2 separate regions of the Homo sapiens genome follow, and region 2 is linked to region 1. Evidence: chromatin contacts called from ENCODE Hi-C or POLR2A ChIA-PET data. All regions are on one chromosome and are shown on one strand. The core of a region is the stretch at or near the end of the contact, and the rest is flanking DNA. Distances in the headings are between cores, read along the strand shown.

Evidence for each region. A loop is a pair of places that touch in the nucleus more often than their neighbours do. ChIA-PET counts read pairs that join two places held with the same protein, here RNA polymerase II (POLR2A). Pooled maps may share reads with other maps.
Region 2: a loop to region 1 is called in a map with no recorded cell type, with 4 times the contacts of the local background. The contact joins the promoter of ZNF254 here to the enhancer-like site in region 1. A Hi-C loop is called at or near these places in 1 of 37 single-sample maps with no recorded cell type and 4 of 50 pooled maps. POLR2A ChIA-PET finds 5 or more read pairs at or near these places in 2 of 52 experiments (WTC11 and common myeloid progenitor, CD34-positive).

Annotation. Positions count from the first base shown.
Region 1 is chr19:23,068,881-23,074,414 of GRCh38, forward strand. No RefSeq gene overlaps it. Among named protein-coding and RNA genes, the nearest start is that of LINC01858, 10 kb to the left of the region's middle. Within about 2 kb of position 2,496, at least 2 of the 41 ENCODE cell types and tissues checked have a DNase peak (open chromatin) inside an H3K27ac peak, as active enhancers do.
Region 2 is chr19:24,084,232-24,089,765 of GRCh38, forward strand. ZNF254 (zinc finger protein 254) reads left to right here and starts at 2,956. Exons shown (of 4, transcript NM_203282.4): 1 at 2,956-3,106. The coding sequence starts at 3,077. RefSeq lists enhancers at 3,002-3,081, 3,132-3,181, 3,242-3,331.

The sequences.
Region 1 (5,534 bases), core at 1,246-3,745:
ACCAACACAATATCACCTTAGTATTAGGCTCACTGACATGTCACAATATCCCCTGCAAGCAGAACCTAGGACAAGGAGGAGAGACATGTTAGCTAGGTGTGCACCCAGTGATATGTCACAATCTCTTCTGTGATCGGGGCCAGGCAGGAGAGAGAGCCGCATTACCTGTGTGATGGGTGCAGGTATATGACACAATGTCCTCTGTAGGCAGGGCCTAGGCAGTAGAGTTATATCACCTGGGTGTTGGACCCAGCAATATGTCACAATGACCCACATGCACAGGGCACAGGCAGGAGAGTCACATAACGTATGTGTGGGACCCAGCGATATGACACAATGCCCCCCGTGGAAGAACCAAGGCAGGAGAGAAGATTCACACCACCTGGGTACAAGACCCAGTGATGTCACAATGTCCCCTGTGTGCAGTGCCAAGGCAGTAGAATAATCACATCACCTCAGTGTTGGGTCCAGTGATATGTCACAATCTCTTCTGTGGGCTGGGCCAGGGCTGGAGCACCAACTCACTCTGGTGCTGGGTAAAGTCATATGTCATAATCACACTGTCAGGAATGTTCAGCGGTGAGATTATGCATCTGGAGTGGGAAGAAGCAACACATCAAAAATATGACCAGACCATCCACGGCGGCTCATGCCTGTAATCCCAGCACATTGGGAGGCTAAGGTGGGAGGATACGTGGAGCCCAGGAGTTCAAGACTACCCTGGGGGCTATATGGCGAGACATCTTTATTAAAAAATGATAATTAAAGTTTAAAAAGTAATATATATAACCACAGCCTGGACAACATACTGAGACCATGTCTCTACTAAAAAAAATAGATAGATAGATAGATAGATAGATAGATGATAGATAGATAGGTAGATAGATAGAGCCAGGCACGGTGGCTCACGCCTGTAATTCCAGCACTTTGGGGGCCAAGGCCTCACTCAAAAAGAAAAAAAAAAGAAGAAAAAAGAAATCTAAAACAACAGCAACTTCAGTGTGCAGGAAGGAGCAAGAGAAAGACAAAAGAAACAGAAAAAGAAAGAAATAAATAAAAATAAAACAGCGGCCAGGCGCGGTGGCTCACGCCTGTAATCTCAGCACTTCGGGAGGCCAACGCGGGCTGATCACCTGAGGTCGGGAGTTCGACACCAGCCTGACCAACATGGAGAAACCTCGTCTCTGCTAAAAATACAAAATTAGCCAAGTGTGGTGGCACATGCCTGTAATCCCAGCTACTCGGGAGGCTGAGGCCCGAGAACCGCTTGAACCCAAAAGGCGGAGGTTGCAGTGAGCCGAGATCGCGACTTTGCACTCCAGCCTGGGTAACAAGAGCAAAACTCCGTCTCAACAAGCAAACAAACAAAAAACAGCAACTCAATGTACTGTGGAAACAAACTTGAAGTGGGGCTAGGAAAACAAAAAAAAGAAAACAAAAACAGAAAGATCCCCTGAGCCTCAGCTACTCGGAGGCCGAAAAGAAAGGATTGCCTGGGTGAGCCCGGGAAGGTGGAGGTCGCAGTGAGCAGTAATCGCACCCTCTACTGGATCTTAGCGGTTCTGCAGCCGAGGAGAGCCATCTGGTCCGTCTTAAATATTTCAAGCTGGTGGCCAAGTCCTACACTCTTGGCCGACATCTGGTGGACCCGGCGGCCGGACTGAGAAGCCAGCAGGTAGAGGCCCAGCGGATCCACCCTACAGGCCAAGGGTGGCGCTCGCGGCCTGAAGCTGTTTTTCTGGCATCTAAGTCGCCAACCTTCCTTCCCACCGCGCCCCCAACCCCCATCTGCTGATCGATGTGGGCGGTGGAAAGAGGAGCAAGGGCTCAAGCGCAGGGACTGCCCCCCCGGTGACCATCCCACCCGCGGGGTGGGAGAGGGCAGGGACCCAGACTGCCACCCCCGGGCCCTCACAGCCATACCTGGGATGGGGCCTGCCGGGCCACACCCCCGGACACCTGCAACTGAACCATCCATACCATGCTTCCCCAGCCCTATCCCAGCCGGTGGATCGAGCTGCCACCACCCCCACTCCCAGGAATGAGGGGAGGAGCCAGGAACCAGAGGGGTGGGAGGCCAAGCAGGGGAGCCCCCCAACCCAAGGCACCCACCACGCAGCACGCCGTCCCTTTCGGCGCTCGGAAAGCCCTCGGGCGAACCCCTCCCGAGCCCACCCCTCCCGGGACCTCAGAAGATGGCTCAGGACGGCCCCTGACTCTCCATGGGGACTTGGGAATAAACTCGGCAGGCGCCTCAGACAGTCGGGACCAGCGTGGGCGTCCCTGGCCCCCTGCGTCAGGCCTGGTGGGTCCTGCGGGTCGGGCCTCGGCAGTTGCAGTGCGCTTGGGATCAGCCGGGGCAGCCCCACACTCGGCTCGGGCTGGGAGCGCGGGGACAGCCTCCCAAGCCACAGCCCTGCGCGCCCGACCTCCGACTCACAAGGGACGCGCCAGAGCTCTGGTCCCATTGAGACAGTTCAGCTGAAGGCTGCGGGCCTTCCCGAGCTCCGCCCAGCTCACAGCGGGGACGGTCCCTCCCTCGGCAGCTGCCGCTGGAGCTCCGGAGGACAAGAGAACTTAGAGAGGTGGCCTCAGTGGAGCCCGACAACCAGCGCGAACGTCAACAAGACAGATCGAGATGGCAAGGGCAGCTCGTGGGCGAAATGGATCCACCCGACCCCAGAAATGATCCCCGATACGTGGCTCTGCATAGACCACGACAGAGTCCAGTCAAAGACAACCCGTGGGTGTGGGTGTTTGCAGATGCTTGGAGATGCATCTCAGCGGGAGAAAGAATGACCAGGACTCGGTAGTGGGTGGTTTAGGACACAGGGAGATACAGAATGAGGAGACTGTCCCAGAATCCACACAAAGACGGACAGACGACGAACGGAAGGAAGGAAATAAAACAGAAAAAAAAAAAAGAAAGAGAAGAGAGAGAAAAAAAATGAAGAAAGAGAAAGAAATATCAAAAGAAAAATAGAGAAAATAATGAAAAGAAAAAGGGAAGATGAAAAAGGAAGGAAAAAGGTGGAGAGACACAAAAAGAAAAAGGAAGAAATGAAGGAAAAAAGGAAAGAAGAAAGAGAGAGGGGAAAAAAAGAATACAAAGAAAAAAGAAGAAAATAAAAGAGGGCAGAGCATGGTGGCTCATGCCTGTAATTCCAACACTTTGGGAGGCTGAGGTGGGAGAATCACTTGAGCCTAGGAGGTTGAGACCAGCCCTGACAACATAGTGAGGCCCTGCCTCTACTAAAAGTTAGCCAGGCATGATGCCACATTCCTGTAGTAGGAAGGAAGGAAGGCAGGAGAGGAGGAAAAAAAGGGAGGAAGGTAGGAATGTTGAGAGAAAGGCAGGAAGGAAGACAGGAGGGAATGAAGGAAGTTAGGGACCAGGTTCTACAAGGAGGAAATGTTAAAAAGAAACAGAGAAAAAGAAAGGAAGAGAGAAACACAGGAAGAAAAAGGGAAGGACAGTAAGAAAGAGACAGAAAGGGAGAAATTATGAAAATAGAAAGAAAAGAAAAAAAGTAGAAAGATGAAAATACATCTCTAAAAGAATAATAGGCGGGGCATCGTGGCTCATGCCTGTAATCCTAGCACTTTGGGAAGTCCAGGTGGGTGGCTCATGAAGTCAAGAGATCAGGACCATCCTGGCCAACATGGTGAAACCTCATCTCTACTAAAAATGCAAAAATTTGCTGGGCATCGTGGTGCGTGCCTGCAGTCCCAGCTACTTGGGAGGCTGAGGCAGGAGAATCACACATACACACAAAACCTGCTGCCTCAGGCTTTAAACACACACGTTTTCTGTAATCCAGGCTCATTTGATTGTGAGGGCTGTTGTCAGAAATGTTACTAAGAGAGGAATATGCATAAATTAGATCACATTTAAGGTTATGCTTATAATGCCACTTGAGTGGGAAGCAAGAGAGTGGAGTTACAGGCACCCAGCTGGGGTTTACCCACACCAGGTTGGTTCTTTCTCTTTTTTTTTTTTTTTGAGACAGAGTATCACTCTGTCACTCAGGCTGGAGTGCAGAGGCATGATTTCAGCTCATTGCAACCTCCGCCTCCTGGGTTAGAGCAGTTCTTGTGCCTCAGCCTCCGGAGTAGCCGGAATTAAAGGCACGTGCTACTATGTCCGGTTAATATTTGTATTTTTAGTAGAGACAGGGTTTCATCATATTGACCAGCCTTGCCTTGAACTCCTGACTTCAAGTGATCTGACCGCCTTGGCCTCCCAAAGTGCTGGCATTACAGGTATGAGCCACCGTACCCGGCCAACCAATGCCAGTTTCTAGGCTCATGAGAGTGTGGCACAGGTAAACATCACCTGTCATTGGTGACAGAAGAAAAAAGGCTGGAGGGAAGACCAGGTGGGGGAGAGGTGGTAGGCTGTGGGGCTAGACCCTGGGCATGCTGGACCTGTTAGGTCACTGAACATCTATCTGGCTGGCCACCTGCCCCTTCACGTCAGTTGAGGAAAGGGGATTGGGCAGCATTCTCCATAAGTCCCACTGTGCTGTGAGGATGGAGGAGTGTCTACAAATTGCCATCTTAGGGTAGGTTTTAGTGTGAGCTGGACTCTCTTGGAGAGCCAATGAGATGGGAGGAAGACAGTCCCCCAGGTAAACCTTAGGGACAGAGCCTGTGAAGTAAGAGGGGGTGTGTGGAGGTGGCCTGTCCCTATGAGAAGGGGAGTTTAAAACTATTACAGGCTGGGCACTGTGGCTCACGCCTGTAATCCCAGTACTTTGGGAGACAGAGACGGGTGGATCACTTGAGGTCAGGAGTTCGACACCAGCCTGGCCATGACAGCGAAACCCCAGCTCTACTAAAAATACAAAAATTAGCCAGGCGCTGTGGCACGCGCCTATAGTCCCAGCTACTTGGGAGGCTGAGGCAGGAGAATCCCTTGAACCTGGGAGAGGGAAGTTGCAGTGAGCTGCAATGGCGCCACTGCAGTCCAGCCTGAGCGACAGAGTCTCGCTCTGTCAAAAAAAAAGAAAAAAAAAGAAAGAAAGAAAGAAAAGAAAAAGACATTTGAATTCTAGTATCTGTCAGTTCCTCTGAGCCAACTGGAAAATAGATGCCTTTCACCTTGAAGTTTGTTTTTGCTTGTTTGTTTTTTTGAGACAGAGTCTCGCTCTGTTACTATACTGGAGGGCAGTGGCCTGATCTCAGCTCACTGCAACCTCTGCCTCCTTCAAGCGATTCTCCTGCATCAGCATCAGCCTCCCTAGTAGCTGGGACTACATGCGCACGCCACCACACCCGGCTAATTTTTGTAATTTTAGTAGAGATGGGGTTTCACCATGTTGGCCAGTATGGTCTCTATTTCTAGACCTCAAGACCCGCCCGCCACAGCCTCCCAAAGTGCTGGAATTACAGGCGTGAGCCACCAGGCCTGGCCACCTTGAAGTTTTAAGTGACAACCAAGGATAGCCACCAGTGTCTTGGTTATGGAAGCCTCCTACGTGCTTCCCGCCCCCAGTTTGATTTGCAGGCTCCTGGTTGTGTTGCAGTAAACA
Region 2 (5,534 bases), core at 1,706-4,205, 1.0 Mb after region 1:
AATAAAATAATAGCACTTGCAGCAACCTCAATGGAGTTGAAGAACATTATTCTAAGTGAAGTAACTAAAAAATGAAAAAAACAAATATTGTATGTTCTCACTTATAAGTGGGAACTAAGCTATGAGAATGCAATGGCATAAGAATTATATAATGGACTGTGGGTACTCAGTGGCAAGGGTAGGAGAAGAGTGACGGATAAAAGACTACATATTGGGTACAGTGCACACTGCTTGGGAGATGGGTGCTCCTAAATATTAGAAATCACTACAAAAGAACTTATCCATGTATCCAAACATCTTCTGTACCTTAAAAACTTTGGAAATAATAATAATAATAATAAACAAAAAATAATCCCAAACCCCGTAAGTTTAACTTTCTATGCTTTGGCTGTTTTTGGTTTATTTTTTATTTTTTAGAAAGGGTCTCACTCTGTCACCCAGAATAGAGTGCAGTGGCTTAATCAGGGCTCATTGCAGCCTCGACCTCCTTGGTTCAGGCAATCCTCCTCCCTCCGCCTCCTGAACAGCTGGTACTAAAGGTACAGGCCACCATGCTCAGTTAACTTTTGTATTTTTTTAGATACATGTTTTTGCCATGTTGCCCAGGCTGATCTCAAATTCCTGGGCTTAAGCAGTCTTCATTTCTTGGCCTCCCAAAGTGCTGGGATTATAAACATGAGCCATCATGAGTGACCACAATCTTTTTTTTTTTTTTTTTTGAGACAGAGCCTCACTCTGTCACCCAGGCTGGAGTGCAGTGACCTGATCTTGGCTCACTTCAACCTCCTCCTGTCAGGTTCAAGCGATTCTCCTGCCTCAGCCTCTGAGTAGCTGGGACTACAGGCACGCGCCACCACGCCCAGCTAATTTTTGTATTTAATAGTGGAGATGGGGGTTTCACCATATTGGCCAGGCTGGTCTTGAACTCCTGACCTCGTGATCCACCCACCTCGGCCTCCCAAAGTGCTGGGACTACAGGCGTGAGCCACTGCACCCAGCCCAGAATTTTTTTTAACATGATATAGAAAAGCTAACTATATTTAGATCTGTTACTTAACAGAAAATTTGAATAAACGTCTTTTATTAAAAAACATAAAATTTTTTATCTACAAATATTGATACAAAACAGTTCAAAATTACTTCCTAGGGGTTTCACTAAAAATTAGTTTGTTAAGGGTATATATATATATATATAAAAACTAAGATTTCTAGGTGTAAAACAATTTTTTTATAGAGAGTGTATAAACAAAGGCCAGGCGCAGTGGGTCACGTCTGTAATCCCAACACCCAACACTTTGGGAGGCCAAGGCAGGTGGATCATTTCGAGCTTAGGAGTTTGAGACCAGCCTGAACAGCAAGGCAAATTCCAGTCCCTACTTAAAATACAGAAATAAACCGGGCATGATGGCTTACACCTGTAGTCCCAGCTACTCCAGAGGCTGAGGCTGGAGAATCGCTTGAACTTGGGAGGCGGAGGTTGCAGTGAGCCAAGATTGCGCCACTGCACTTCAGCCTGGGCGAAAGAGCAAGCCTCTCCTGGAAATAAAAAAACAGTGTATAAACAAAAGCAAAATATGCTTTTGATGAAGAAAGTTAGAAACATTTTGTCTACTTTGAAATTATTTAAAGGTTGTTTCAAATTGAAAATATAAAAATAATGTAGATTAAAATACAACATAAAAATTTAAAAAATGGCCAGGCACGATGGCTCACGCCTGTAATCCCAGTAATTTGGGAGGCTGAGGCGGGTGGATTACCTGAGGCCAAGAGTTCGTGACCAGCCTGGCAACATAGTGAAACCCCGTCTCTACTAAAAATGCAAAAAATTAGCCAGGTTTGGTGATGCACGCCTGTAATCCCAGCTACTCGGGAGGCTGAGGCAGGAGAATCGCTTGAACCCAGGAGGCAGAGGTTGCAGTTAGCCAAGATGGCGCCACTGTACTCCAGCTTGGGCGACAGAGCTAGACTTCGTCTAGACAAAAAATAAAAAATAAAAAAAAGTATAAGAGATCATAAAATATGTATAAAAATCTAGAATGGTCAAAAAGACAAATTTGATGGACTTTATTTTTGTTATTTTATTTTATTTTTTGAGACAAAGTCTCGCTCTGTCGCCCAGGCTAGGGTGCAGTGGCAGGATCTTGACTCACTGCAACCTCAGCCCCCCGGGTTCAAGGAATTCTGCTGCCTCAGCCACCCGAGAAGCTGGGGTTATAGGCGTGCGCCACCATGCCCAGCTAATTTTTTTTTCTTTTATTTTTTTGAGACGGAATTTTACTCTTGTTGTCCAGGCTGGAGTGTAATGACGCGATCCACGCTCACTGCAGCCTCCACCTCCCAGGTTCAAGCAGTTCTCCTGCCTCAGCCTCCCGAGAAGCTGGTATTACAGGCACGTGCCACTACGCCCAGCTAATTTTGTATTTTTAGTAGAGATGAGGTTTCACCATGATAGTCAGGCTGGTCTCCAACACATGACCTAATGTGATCCGCCCGCCTTGGCCATCGAAAGTGCTGGGATTACAGGCGTGAGCCACCGCGCCCAGCTGATGGATTTACTTATAACGGTTTATCAAATTAGCTTTAGTGCTGATAATACATTATTACTAAAGTAAAAGTTGATTTTCTCTTGAACAAAAATTATATGTATTATTAATATACATAAAATATGTTTGTTCACATTTTGAATACATTGAAAAAGAGAGAGAGCAAAAAAGATATAGAATTTTCCCATGCTCTGGGGTGGGCCTGGCTCAGCTCAGGGAGGAAGCCCTGCCCGATAAGGCTGCAGCTTAGGCTGTCACTCTTTCTTCAGCCTAGGGTGTGATCACATCTTCTATCACTCAGGGTCTGAGTAGGCGGGGCCTTAAACGTTATCCAACTAGGGACGTTGGGCTGGGAACTGTCCAATCAGGCACACAGCTGGACTGGACAAAGCGGCTTCCGGGATATGGCGGGGCCTTTGTCTCTCGCTGTCGCCGGAGTCCCAGGTCTGTCTTCACTGCTCTGTGTCCTCTGCTCCTAGAGGCCCAGCCTCTGTGGCGCTGTTACCAGCAGGTATTGGAGATCCACAGCTAAGATGCCAGGACCCCCTAGAAGCCTAGAAATGGTGAGAATGCCAGTCCGACATCCCGAGAGAGGGGAGGGGGCTGGTTGGAACTGGTGGGAAGCGGCTGTGGCGGGACTCAGGCCTCCCCCCAGTCAGCTCCACAATCTGCGCCCAGCTCGACCTCAGTCCCCTTCAGAAATAAGATGGCGGCTGCGCTGACAGCCAGACCCCCAGGAGTCCTGTTTCTTCCCTGCGCAGTGACTGTGCCCTGTCCTGGAGCCCTCTCTGGGCAGCTGTGGACCCGCAGCCCCGCGTCTCTCCCAGATTGTTCAGGGACCCGGGGAGGGTCGTCAGGGGAGAATCCTGACTCGGGTTGCGGGTTCATGAACGGGAAGAGCTTTGGTCTGTGGGGTTCCCAGGCCCTCTTTTTTCCCATTAAAAATTTATGGGCGTCACTGCAAAAATATTAAATACTTTAATAAAAGAATGATTCAAAAATTGTACCACACCCAGCTGTGGTTTGTACTTTTGTGGTCCATGGAAGGGGCCTGAAGAAAAGATTGTTACAAGGTTCATGATAAAGAAAACCAAATTCAATAATTGGCTAGGTACAGCAATCTAGGTTGTCGTTTTTTTTTTTTTTTTTTCTTTTTTTTGAGACAGAGTCTCACTTTTTTGCTCAGGCTGGAGTGCAGTGGTGTGATCTCGACTCACTGCAACCTCCGCCTCTTGGGTTCAAGCGATTCTCCTGCCTCAGCCTCCCTAGTAGCTGGGACTACAGGCGCCCGCCACCACAATTTTTTTATTTTTAGTAGAGACGGGGTTTTACCATGTTGGCCAGGCTGGTCTCCAACTCCTGACCTCAGGTGATCCACCCACCTTGGCCTCCGAAAGTGCTAGGATTACAGGCGTGAGCCACCGTGCCCAGCCTCGTTTCTTAATTTTTACATTTAAGGTGGGAATATCCTGGTTATGTAATCAGAGCTTAATTGTCAGCTTATTCTTGGTTAAGCAAGAATTTTGTTTCCGCTAATGTAGTAATTTACCAAAAAATGCTCTTGAGTTTAGATTTTTTTTTTAGAAGTAGAAATCCGGGGACTAGAGCCACCTCAATCTAATTGCCTGCCACTTAATTATTTTCACACTCCACAGGGGACTGCTTTTTTCCTGAAATTTTCACATGTATCCCAAGCAGGGCCTCAAGTCCACCCCTCATCCCCTATTCCTCCAGCCTAACTCTGGCTTGCAGGAAAATACTAAATTTCCCGTTTTGTCTGACATTCCCAAATGCCAATGTCCCCTCCCTAATTCACTTTATCATCTATTTGTCCTTTAGGGTAGATTTTGATACCTGTTTTAATTTTTATTTATTTATTTATTTTAATTTTTGAGACAGAGGCTTGCTCGGTCACCCCGGATGGAGTGCAGTGGTGCAGTGGTGTGATTTAGGCTCACTGCAACCTCTGCCTTATGGGATCAAATGATTCTCTTGTCTCAGTCGCCCAAGTAGCTGGAATTATAGGCGCCCGCCCCCACGCCTGGCTAATTTTTGTATTTTTAGTAGAGACCGGGCTTCACTATGTTGTCCAGGCTGGTTTCAAACTCCTAGCCTCAAGCGATCCGCCTGCATCAGCCTCCCCAAGAGCTGGTATTACAGACGTGAGCCATCTCGCCTGGCCAATTAATCTTTTTTTTTTTTTTTTTTTTTTTTTTTTTGAGACAGAGTTTCACTCTTGTTGCCCAGGCTGGAGTGCAATGGCACGATCTCGGCTCACCGCAACCTCCGCCTCCCAGGTTTAAGCGATTCTCCTGCCTCAGCCTCCCTAGTAACTGGGATTATAGGCATGTGCCACCATGCCTGGCTAATTTTGTGTTTTTAGTAAAGACAGGGTTTCTCCATGTTGGTCAGGCTGGTCTCAAACTCCCGACCTCGGGTGATACGCCCGCCTTGGCCTCCGAAAGTGCTGGGATTACAGGCGTGAGCCACTGCACCCGGCCAATTAATCATTTTTTGACAAAGCATTTGATGGCACATTTAAAAAGGTTTGTTTTCTTTTTGTAAATATTTCCTATGAGAAGAAAGCAAAGAATAATCTCCTGACACTGTATTGTAAAATATCTCTGCGTTTTTTTTTCTTCTATCTTCCCTAGTCACAGATATCTTATCAGAATGTTTTTGGGTCAAGTTTTCCTTTTGGAAACTATAGTGTGATGTGTCTTCAGTCACCATTCGGTTTTCTTGGACCTGGGTTTCAGTACTGTATTGGGATAAACGAAGATACCCACCATGGCTATGTCTGCTTAGAGTGTCTAGTAAATATCAGCTTCTGGGTCATATTCTCTCATAGGAAAATCTGAGGTATTGAGTGTAGCGTCCCAAGTGCGCAGGTGGATGCCCTGAGTCTAAAAGGCATTTCCTAGTGCACTTTTTTTTTTAAAGCTAATTTTATGAGACATTAATATTGTCTTCACCCAACCCAGCTTTCAT